2 separate regions of the Homo sapiens genome follow, and region 2 is linked to region 1. A link is a loop called in an ENCODE intact Hi-C map of the cell type or tissue named here. Cell type or tissue: HCT116. All regions are shown on one strand. Links, peaks and the distances in the headings refer to the core of each region. The heading gives the core; the rest is flanking DNA.

What was found. Hi-C counts contacts between places; a loop is a spot of excess contacts. Peaks named below come from ENCODE experiments on the same cell type or tissue, not always from the same donor. Only the 100,000 strongest peaks of a DNase experiment are listed, where the experiment ranks them.
Region 2: a loop joins it to region 1, with 11 times the contacts of the local background. A loop is called at or near these places in 86 of 110 quality-filtered maps.

The regions. Positions count from the first base shown.
Region 1 is chr12:49,286,466-49,291,836 of GRCh38, forward strand. No RefSeq gene overlaps it. Among named protein-coding and RNA genes, the nearest start is that of PRPH, 6.0 kb to the right of the region's middle. In HCT116, for the core only: a CTCF peak has its summit at 2,054 (motif pointing right); a DNase peak (open chromatin) is centred at 2,025.
Region 2 is chr12:49,336,554-49,341,924 of GRCh38, forward strand. C1QL4 (complement C1q like 4) reads right to left here and starts at 635. Exons shown (of 2, transcript NM_001008223.2): 1 at 1-635. RefSeq lists an enhancer at 1-30 and a silencer at 399-808. In HCT116, for the core only: a CTCF peak has its summit at 691 (motif pointing left); a DNase peak (open chromatin) is centred at 713; H3K4me3 peaks cover 1,076 bases; H3K27ac peaks cover 956 bases.

The DNA.
Region 1 (5,371 bases), core at 128-5,127:
TTCCTCTCTGCTCCAGCCTTCGGGACTACAGCCCCACCAACACCTTGATTTTGGACTTCTGGACTTCAGAACTGTGAGAGAATACATTTTTGTTGTTCTAAGCCACCAAGTTTGTGGTAATTTGTTATGAAAGCTCCAAAAAACACCAACAAAAAATGATATAAACTTATTATTATTATTATTATTATTATTATTTTGGCATTAACTTTTTTTTTCTTGTATTTTTAGTAGAGACAGGGTTTCGCCATGTTGATCAGGCTGGTCTCCAACTCCCGACCTCAGGTGATCCGCCCACCTAGGCCTCCTAAAGTGCTGGGATTACAGGTGTGAGACACCGTGCCTGGCCTTGACCTTAACTTTTTAAAGAGTCTAGGACTAGTTGTCTTATAGAATGTCCCAACTCTGAAATTGTCTTCAGATTGACCTTTTAAAATCCTAAATCAGGGCGGAGCAAGGTGGCTCATGCCTGTAATTCCAGCACTTTGGGAGGCCGAGGCGGGCAGATCACTAGGTCAGGAGATCGAGCCCATTCTGGCCAACATGGTGAAACCCCACCTCTACTAAAAATACAAAAAAATTAGCTGTGTGTGGTGGCACGCTCCTGTAGTCCCAGCTACTCGGGAGGCTGAGGCAGGAGAATCACCTGAACCTGGGAGGCAGAGGTTGCAGTGAGCCAAGATCGCACGACTGCACTCCAGCCTGGCGACAGAGCGAGACTCCATTTCAAAAACAAAACAAAACAAAACAAAAATTATAAATCAGATTAAGTCATTCCCTGCTTCAAACCCTCTAATGGCTTTTCATTGCATTTAAAATAAACTCTTTACTCTGATTTTAAAAGCCTCGTGATCTTTGACTCCTTGCCATGCCTCTAACCTCACCTTTCCCGCTCTCTTCCCTCATCTGCCTCGCGCCAGCCTCACTGAACTTTCTGCAATTCTTCAAACATGCCAAGCTCATCCCCAGCCTTACCCTTCTGCTCGGGTGATGACTGAATACAATTCATGATTTTCAAGTCCTAGATTGCATGGAAATAGCTATAAAGAATGTTATTGGGGCAATTGAGGGAATTTGAATATGGGCTGTGTATTAGATAATACTGTTATATCAGTGTTAAATTTCTTTTTTGTTAGTTACAAAATTTTTTTACACAAATAAAGGCAAATCGATGTTAAATGTCTTCAGTGGGCTAATCCTACTGTGGTTATGTAGGAAAATGTCCTTGTTCTTTGGAGTTACATGCTAATGTATTCAGAGATTAAATATAATGATGTCTAACACTTCCAGAGGAATTGTGGCAAAACATTGACAACTGGTAAATCCAAGGGAAGGATATATTGGTGTTCATAGCAGCATTCTTTCAACTTTGTCCTGGGTTTGATTTTTTTCAAGATAAAATAGAGTAAAAGATGGACAATTTAAAGAAAAAATATCTTAATCCAGGAATACTTAAAAATCAGTAGAGCATTTGTCAATGCCCTTCTAAAGATTCAGAAGATGTGGGTAGGACCCAGGGGCCTGCCTTTTCATGGCCCGGGTGACCCTCAGGCAGCTGCCCAGGCCACACTTTGAACAGGTTCACTGAGCACTCTGCCCTTGGAGTGTGGCTTGCTGGCACAGCCCATTATTTCCCATTCTCCAGCTGAGGAGCGGCTGGCTGAAAGATCAAGCAGGCGGATGGAGACGTGATTTTACAGTGAGGGTGGAACCGGAGATTGTGGGCACAACAGAGAATGGTGAGGAGTTGCGGAAAGATTTTGTCTTCCTGCCCTGTCTTTTGGCTTCTGGAGGAACAGAGGAGGCTCCTAGAACTCAGGGAATGAATGGAATGAGGGCTCCAAACTCCTCATACCAGTGCTTCTCTGACTCTATTTTACACTCCCTTGGATAAATGTCATCTGTAAACAAACAAACAAACAAAAAAAGAAATCACAATAAGTTTTGAAGTATTCCCCAAATTCCAGTGTTCCAGGATCCTTGAGTCTTGAACTCAACATAGATGCAGACTGAACACGTCAGCACGTCATTCTGACTTCTGACCAGAAGGTGGCAGCAACATACCTCGCTTTATTTTAGGGGCCACCAACAAAGAGATTTTTTGGGTGCCTCACACGCATTCAATTGACCTAGGTCCCGCCGCAGACACCACGGACAAAAAGATCAGTACGATCTTATCGTTGCCCTCAAAGATCATATTGTCAGGGAGCGGAAAGTCAGAGGCAGACATATAAACAGATTACCAGTTACTAGCTGTGTGACCTTAGGAAAGTTACTTAACCTCGCTGTGCCTCAGTTTCTTCAACTATGAAGTGGGAATAGTAATAGTACCTATGTCATAGGGTTACTGTGAGGATTAGGAGTGATTAAATAAATGTGTTAGACCTAGCACTGTATCACTATGTGATACAGTGAGAGAAGGGATGAGCTGGCAGGGATGCCCACAGTGCTCCCTAACTGGAAGCAGTGGAGCCCCAGGTGGAGATAATGGGAAAGAGTTCCACTCTGGTAAAGCCACTCTGTCAGTGGGGACCCTGCAGCCAAACTGGGCTGGGAGAGTCTACCTTCAAAAGTGTGGTGCTGGATCCCTTCCGGCTGAGGCTCACCTTGGGTCCTGCAGGCATAGAGTGAAGAACACCAGCAGGGCCACTCAGGGCCTGATCAACCAGGACGCGCCCTTCCAGAGGAAACCACCACTAGCTCACTGTACAAGCTCAGACATGCAACTTGGTCCCTCTGAGCCTCAGGTCTTACCTAAGTGATGGGGAAATAGGACCACAGGGACCAAGGAACAGTGCTGAGTTCCACATCTGGGACATCGCAAGAGCAACTATAAAGTCAGGCAATTCAGGAGCAGCGAGGACTTGGAGCTAGGGACTCAAAAATAAAGCTGGGGGGCCAGGCATGGTGGCTCACGATTGTAATCCCAGCACTTTGGGAGGCCGAGGTGGGTGGATTGCCTGAGCTCAGTAGTCTGAGATCAGCCTGGGCAACATGGTGAAACCCCCTCTCTACCAAAAGTAGAAAAAAATTAGCCAGGCGTGGTGGTGCGCTCCTGCAACCCCAGCTACTCAAGGACTGAGGCAGGAGGATCGTTTGAGCCTGGGAGGCGGAAGTTGTAGTGAGCTGAGACTGCACCACTGCATTCCAACCTGGGTGACAGAGTGAGATCCTTCTCAAAAAATAAAAATAAAATAGGCCGGGGGCTGTGGTTCATGCCTGTAATCCCAGCACTTTGGGAGGCCAAGGCGGACAGATCACGAGGCCAAGAGATGGAGACCATCCTGGCCAACATGGTGAAACCCATCTCTACTAAAAATACAAAAATTAGCTGGGTGTGGTGGCGTGCCCAGGATGTAGTCCCAGCTACTTGGGAGGCTGAGGCAGGAGAATCGCTTGAACCCCGGAGGCGAAGTTTGCAGTGAGGCAAGATCGCACCACTGTACTGCAGCCCGGTGACAAAGCGAGACTCCGTCTCAAAAAATAATAGTAGTAACAATAATAATAATAATTAATAATAATAATAATAAAATAAATAAATACATAAAAATAAAATAAAGCTGGGAAGACAAAGGAATCCTGGAGAGGACCCTGGACTTCACCTAGGATGTGGAGTGGAGGTTTAGTTTTTTAATTTTTATTTTGTTTTGTTAAATTTTTTAATTTTTATTTTTGAGACGGAGTCTTGCTCTGTCGTCCAGGCTGGAGTGCAGTGGCGCAATCTCGGCTCACTGCAAGCTCCGCCTCCCGGGTTCACGCCATTCTCCTGCCTCAGCCTCCTGAGTAGCTGGGACTACAGGCGCTCGCCACCATGCCGGTTTACTTTTTTGTATTTTTAGTAGAGACGGGGTTTCACCGTGTTAGCCAGGATGGTCTCGATCTGACCTCATGATCTGCCCGCCTCGGCCTCCCAACGTGCTGGGATTACAGGCGTGAGCCACAGCGCCTGGCTGGTTATTTATTTATTTATTTTGAGATAGGATCTCAGTCACTGGGGCTGGAGTACAGTGGTGTAGTCACAGTTCACAGCAGCCTTGACCTCCTGGGCTCAGGTGAGCCTCCCACCTCAGCCTTCCAAGTAGCTGGGACTACAGGTGTATGCCACCATGCCTGGCTAATTTTTGTGTGTTTTGTAGAGATGGGGTTTCTCCATGTTGCCCAGGACTGGTCTTGAACTTCTAGGATCAAGCGATCTGCCTGCTTTGGCCTCCCAAAGTGCTGGGATTACAGGTGCGAGCCACTTCGCCTGGCCTGGAGTGGAGGTTTGTGTCAATCCTAGACCCGGAGAGGCAGAGACCCCAGCTGACAGATGCAAGTATTAGGGATGTGCTGAAGCAGAGGGTAAGGCTGGGAGGAGCTTAGCATGTCTTTTTTTTTTTTTTTTTTTTTTTTTTTTGAGACAGAGTCTCACTCTGTCGCCCAGGCTGGAGTGAAGTGGCGCGATCTTGGCTCACTGCAACCTCTGCCTCCCGGGTTCAATAGATTCTCCTTCCTCAGCCTCCCAAGTAGCTGGGATTACCGGCGTATGCTACCACGCCCGGCTAATTTGTTTGTTTGTTTTTTGAGATGGAGTCTCGCTCTGTCACCCAGGCTGGAGTGCAGTGGCGCGATCTCCGCTCACTGCAAGCTCCACCTCCTGGGTTCACACCATTCTCCTGCCTCAGCCTCTCCAGTAGCTGGGACTACAGGTGCCCGCCACCACGCCCGGCTAATTTTTTGTATTTTTAGTAGAGACAGGGTTTCACCATGTTAGCCAGGATGGTCTTGATCTCCTGACCTTGTGATCCGCCCGCCTCAGCCTCCCAAAGTGCTGGGATTACAGGCGTAAACCACTGTGCTCCACTGGCATGTCTTTGTTCTATGACTGTTCTTTGGCCAGCCATGGATCTCTTTACTCTCCCAATCTCCCACTCTCTCTTGCCTACATGCCCTCCTAATCCAGCTTTGAGCCCGTGGCCTGACATTTAATAGCACTCTTGGCCAGGCGTGGTGGCTCACGCCTGTAATCCCAGCTCTTTGGGAGGCCGAGGCAGGCGGACCATTTGAGATCAGGAGTTCGAGACCAGCTTGACCTACATAATGAAACCCCGTCTCTACTAAAGTACAAAAATTAGCCAGGCATGGTGGCAGGTACCTGTAATCCCAGCTACTCGGGAGGCTGAGGCAGGAGAATCGCTTGATCCCAGGAGGTGGAGGTTGCAGTGAGCTGAGATCATGCCACTGCACTCCAGCCTGGGCAACAGAGCAAGACTCTCTCTCAAAAAAAATTTAATTTAATTTAATTTAAAAATAGCACTCTTGCCAGTAACCTAAACTTCGTTACTCACCTTCCCTGCAAACCCCTGAACACATGCAATAGTTGTTTCTCTTCCAG
Region 2 (5,371 bases), core at 214-5,213, 50 kb after region 1:
TCACTCTTGGGCGCAATGGCTGCCGGGGCCGGGGCTCTCCGCGGGCCAGGAGGCGGTGACCCGCCTTGGGCCTGGGTCTGCACTCCCCCGACGGCTGCCCCCCGCTCCCCTTACCCTGCCTCTGCGGGCTCCAGCCGCGGCGGTGCCGCTCCCCAAGCCGTCCGTCAAGGGGAGGCCCCTCGTGGGTTACGTCAGGGGCAGCTCCCGACGGTCCAGAGCCAGTGGTCCTCTAGTACCCTCCCGTTCAGTCCTAACGATCCTGGGCACCTGAGATCCGCGGCTTCTCGGACGGCTGGTTTCTTAGGGATCTGAGATGCCTGCTCTCCAGACTGCTGCTCTCTCAGGGATGGCGCGGTGCCTGGGTCCCAGACTGCCCAGATAGACCACTCCCTGATGGAGAGGGGACTGCTCCCCGCGCTCCGGACGTCCCGGGCTCTGAGCTGCGGGTGCTGCTCACCGGGCGCGATCTCCTAGTAGGTTTTGCGCTCTGCCTCTTGGCAAGCACCGACTCACCTTGCTACCCCTGCCGCGGCCCCAGTCCCTGCTAGAGCCCTGGCCCGCGCCTCTCTCCTGCGGGCGCGGTCCCTCTCCGCCTCCCTAACCTTCCTCCCCTCCCTCCCGGGCGCGGGTGGTATGAGGCGCCGCGCGGCGGGAGCCACTATAAGCGGCCAGAGGCGGAGCGACCCCTGGTGCCCAGAGTGGGAAGTGCGGGGGCGGGGCAGGCAGCGGCCCCCACCCACGTCCTCCCCGCCTCCCCTCCACTCCCCCACTGCCCCTAGGTTCCTTCCCGGCTCTGAGCGGGTTCTTCAGGGTTTCGCGGCCCCCGCTGTATCTTTACTTTTACCCTTTACCCGGAGTTTGGCATTCTCAGAGGCCAGAGGAAACCCAAAACAGCGATGGGATAAAGAGGGGTCAAGATACAAACACGCAGAGAAGACAGGGGTAGATTCCCGAGCTAAAATGAGGGGGAGGGACCTCACAAACAAACAGAAAACAAAATAAGAAGGGCTAGAAAAGATAGAAATTCACCACCCCACGCACCTCAGCGCCCGTGACCGAATAACATGGTAAAGGATTCAACTGATACTAGTTGGCCTGAACTGGAAAAGGCAAATCTCTAGCCAACCCTACCCCCACCCCTCAGTATTGGGGCGCGGAGCGGAGTGTGTGTGTGTGTGTGTGTGTGTGTGTGTGTGTGTGTGTTTGTGTGGAGAGAGAGAGAGAGAGAGAGAGAGAGAGAAAATAAGAGAACAGATCAGCCCGGGGGAGCAAGCAAGAAACCGACAAGAAAGCAGAGAAGGAGCGACAGAAATCAAAGAGAAGGAAAGCTAGATAGAGATGCAGAGACAGAGACAAAGCTTCGAAAAGAGACGGACTGACAGCCCCAGAGGGGGAGAGGGAGAGACAGAGACAGAGGAAGAGAGACAGAGCCGGGACAGGTTGACAGATCGAGAGAGAAATGTAAATGGCGCGCTGCAGAGAGACACCCAGGTCCGTGTTTGGACTCCAATGTGACATATCAACTGTGGGGAAGATGCGGGGGCAGGGCGGCTCTGCCAGCAGTGCTAGGCTCTGGGCCTGTGCATTGTGACAGTGTGCTCCAAAGTGTGGAGGTGGCCATGGGATCCTGGCCCTGTGTGTCCCTGGGTGAGTGCGATTGTGGATTGTGTGTTGTCTTTGTGTATGTATATGTGAGGGCTGTTTGAAGGGAGGTATTTGTATTTGTCTTCCTCCTAGTCCCTCAATTTGGAGCCCACAAATGCCATTTTTCCTACCTTGGGACTGAGAATGAAGGACTCTACTGGACAGAGAGGAAGTCAGAAGACAGCTGTCTTCTCATTTGCCCTGCCCAGCTCAGCCCAATGCCACCCCTGCCCTGGTCCCAGACTTATCCAGTCCCAGGAGTCTCTGCCCCTTCCTCCTTCTTCAAGAGTTTGTTGTTAGATGAAACCCAGAGAAGTTGGATCCCACATAATGGGTATTTGGGTGGGGGTTGAAGTTGGCCATGCAAATTAATGTAAGTAAAATGCAGATTAGGTGCTAGGCACCCTCCTGTAAGAGGGGACTGTATCTGTCTTTCCGAGCGGCCAAGACATTGCTAGACACAGGCATTGCTAGATCAGAGTCCAGAGAAAAAGCTACTGGCTGCATCCTCTCTTAGGGCCTGGGCCTTCTGGGGAAAATGTCTTGCTCACAGGGACCCCAGAGGCTAGGAAAACAGGTTCTAGGACTGGTAAAAAGTGGGGGCATTTGGAGACCCTGGAGGTGAGCAGCTGCAAAGGCCTCTTAGAGACCAGGATAAGCCAGGACTATCATGTATGGGAGAACATTGTGTAAGATGGAGGGCACAGGGCACACCAGGGCATGATTATTGGATGGAGAGTGATTTCCTCCTCTCTTGTTTTCTGTACTCCTTCCTTGCACCCCCGACCCCCGCCTCATAATGATGCTGGGAGAGAGAGGTTCCTAAGGCTGGGCCTGTGTTGGGGGTTGGGGGAGGCCCCTACATGTCTGCAAGGAGTGGGAGAGAAAGGATTGGCAGTCAGTGGGGGAGGGGCCTCCTCCTCCAACCATAAATACAAATTTTATTCAAGGTCTTTGTCGCCATTTGTCTTCCTCGGGGGGCTGAGGGCCGTGTCAGCCCTCTGCATGTCTAATTCCGGATCTGCTCCCCCAGGCTGGATGATGGATGGATCAGAGAGCAGGCCCAGGCTCACACCAGCCTCCCCTGCCTGATCCTCAGGCCCCATCCACCCCAGGTCCTGACTCCTCTCCCTCCCTTTTCCCTCCCTCCACTCACCAGAGACCCCCTCTGCCCAGCCACACTCCTCACTCCACTCATTCTACTCACCAAGGTCCCCTTTTTAAGTCCCTCACCTCAGCCCCTTTCAGGTCCCAGTCCTCTTCTCTCTAGAGCTTCCCCTCTCCTCCCATCCCCAGCCCAGGCTGTGAGATGTGGTGACCAGCAGGGCTGCAGGCAGCAGCGGATCTGTGTGGTCGGGGGAGCCGGCTTGGCTCACGGGGAGCTGAGGGGCCAGCTCCATGAATTTATTCATGTTCTGTTGCTCTTTTCCCACACTCTGGAATGAAGCTGCCAGCTCACCAGGTCCTTATTGCTTCCCCTGCAGCTGCCACATTCTGCCAAGAAGGGACCTGGGTGGGGCCAAGGCCAGCCTGTGCACCTTGGGCCAGAAGCCAAGTGTCTGGGCTCGAGGCAATGCTGGGGCCCAGGCCAGGGTCTGGGACAATTTTCCCAGAACTCCTCTGGCAGCCAAACTGGGAAGCCCCAGGGAGGTGGTATGGTTGGGAATGGGAAGTAGGTAGAGAAGGGTGTGCTGCAGGACAAAGAAGGGGCAGTGGAAGTGGGGGGCAGAGTTGGCAGGGGGAGCGGAGAGGAGAGGAAGCCTTTAACAGTTTCCTAGGCTCCCCCACTTAAAGGTTAATGCAGCCTTCAGACAGACCAGTCTGTCCTTGACTCTGCATTAGCCTTGACCCTAACCCCTATTTATATACTCGACTCCTCTTCAATCCTAAAATGAATTTTAACTCCATAAACTGACCCTAAATGGAATGCCTCCCTCACCTGTCCTGGAACCCAGGGGGATCCCCAGAATCCCCCCCAGGGCTATAGCTAGGTGTGTGTCAGAGTTCTGAGGACCAGACTTTGGATTAGCATGTGATTAGCATATGATTTGCATGTGATATGTGCCTTCTACTCTGTGGAAGTTTTCATGTTAAAATTTTATGAAGTCTAGTGGAAAGGTCCTGGCTCCTTGAAAGTTCTCTCTTTTTGTTCCTTCTCTCACACTTACTGTCACTGACCCAGACCCCCTCAAGGGAAGAAAGGGGGTGAAGAGGTGAGCAATAGAGGGCCCTTGGGAGGGAAGGCTCCAGCAGCATGATATGCCTGCATCACTTGAACGTGCCTCAGTTTCCTCATCAGTAAGAGAAGAGAAACCTCCTCGCTGCCTGACATTTTATCAAGATCTAAGGAAACACTTTTTTTTTTTTCCTTGCACTCTCTCCTTCCTCCCCTTCAGGGCCCGTCACAGTGTGGTTCTCCCTACTCATTCCCACACTCTGGCTTTCAACTCCCACATTGAAGATCACATGGATCTGGAAGCAGCCTGGGTTGCCTGGTAGCAGTCCTCTAGTATGAAGACAAGGGAATCCACGTGAGAGGACAGGGGACGGCATGGAAAGGGAAACAACATTATTGAGTCCTTATTGTATTTTAGGGCTTTAACATGCAACTTCTCGTTGCATCCTCACAGCACCCTTTAGAGTTAGATCTATTGTCCCCATTTTAAAGATAAAAAAACTGGGGCCCAGAAAGGGGAAATGGCTTGTCCATTATCACCCTGTAAGGGATAGTCCTGGAATTAGAGTTATGACCTCCTGGCTTCCTTCTCAGTTCCCTAGAGGAGACAAATGGCACCCAAGGCAGTGGAAGAGTGAGAGAGGCAGGCCAGGAGTGGGCAGTGAGATTTGAATGGCTTCCGGGAGCCTTTTGTATGTGAGGCCAAAAGGGTTGGGTCTTGGCTCCGTGTATCCCCCAACCCCCACCCTGACACTGTTAAGCATGATGCCCAACAGGTGCTCAACTGTTGGCTAAAGGATGGCCAAAGTTAGTTTCAGAGAACAACCGTCCAGATGGAGGAAGAGAGGGCAGAGAAAAAGGAAGGCAAAGGAAAACGAAGCGAGTCAAGGAAAATTTGCTTAAGGGACAAAAGGGAAGCCTGAAGCCGGCTGTTCTCCGACTGCAGCTGGGAAAACCGTCCCAGCCCAAGAACCTGCTCATGGTTTGCCTCCTTGCAGAGACTACCCTCCTGCCTCTGCCATCACGGCCAGGCCCAGGGCTCCCACTCATCAGCCAGTGCCTCTGGCACCAAAACTCAGTGCAACCTTAAGTTCAAAGTATCGCACCAGGGTCCACAGGGCTGAAGACAAGCTCCTGGCTTCTCAGAGAGTGGGTAAAGACTGCTTCCAAGGTGTCTGCCAGGTCAGAGCTGTTGCTGACTTACTTCGGCAGCCCTCCACCCCTGGCCAGGTGCTGCTCCTAGCCTTTGACTCCTCCACCTCCCTTTGTGCCCCCCTCTGCCTCCACCGCTTGCCAGCTCCAGCCTCCAGTTAATGAAATGTGGGGATCGGCTGCACAGAGAGCTGTCAGACCCCTCATTTCTCCTCTGGGATATTGACTCCGGGTCTGGGAGACCCACAGGTGAAAGGAGGCGGGTGGGGTGCGGGAAGTTGAGGTAGGGGCGCATACTGATGAGAGCCCCGAGACCAGGAGGTAGTGCTAAGCTCCAAGTCTCGAGGGCTCGGCTAAGCGAGGAAGGCCCTAGGATGCTCTTTCTGCTTGGGGTCCCCA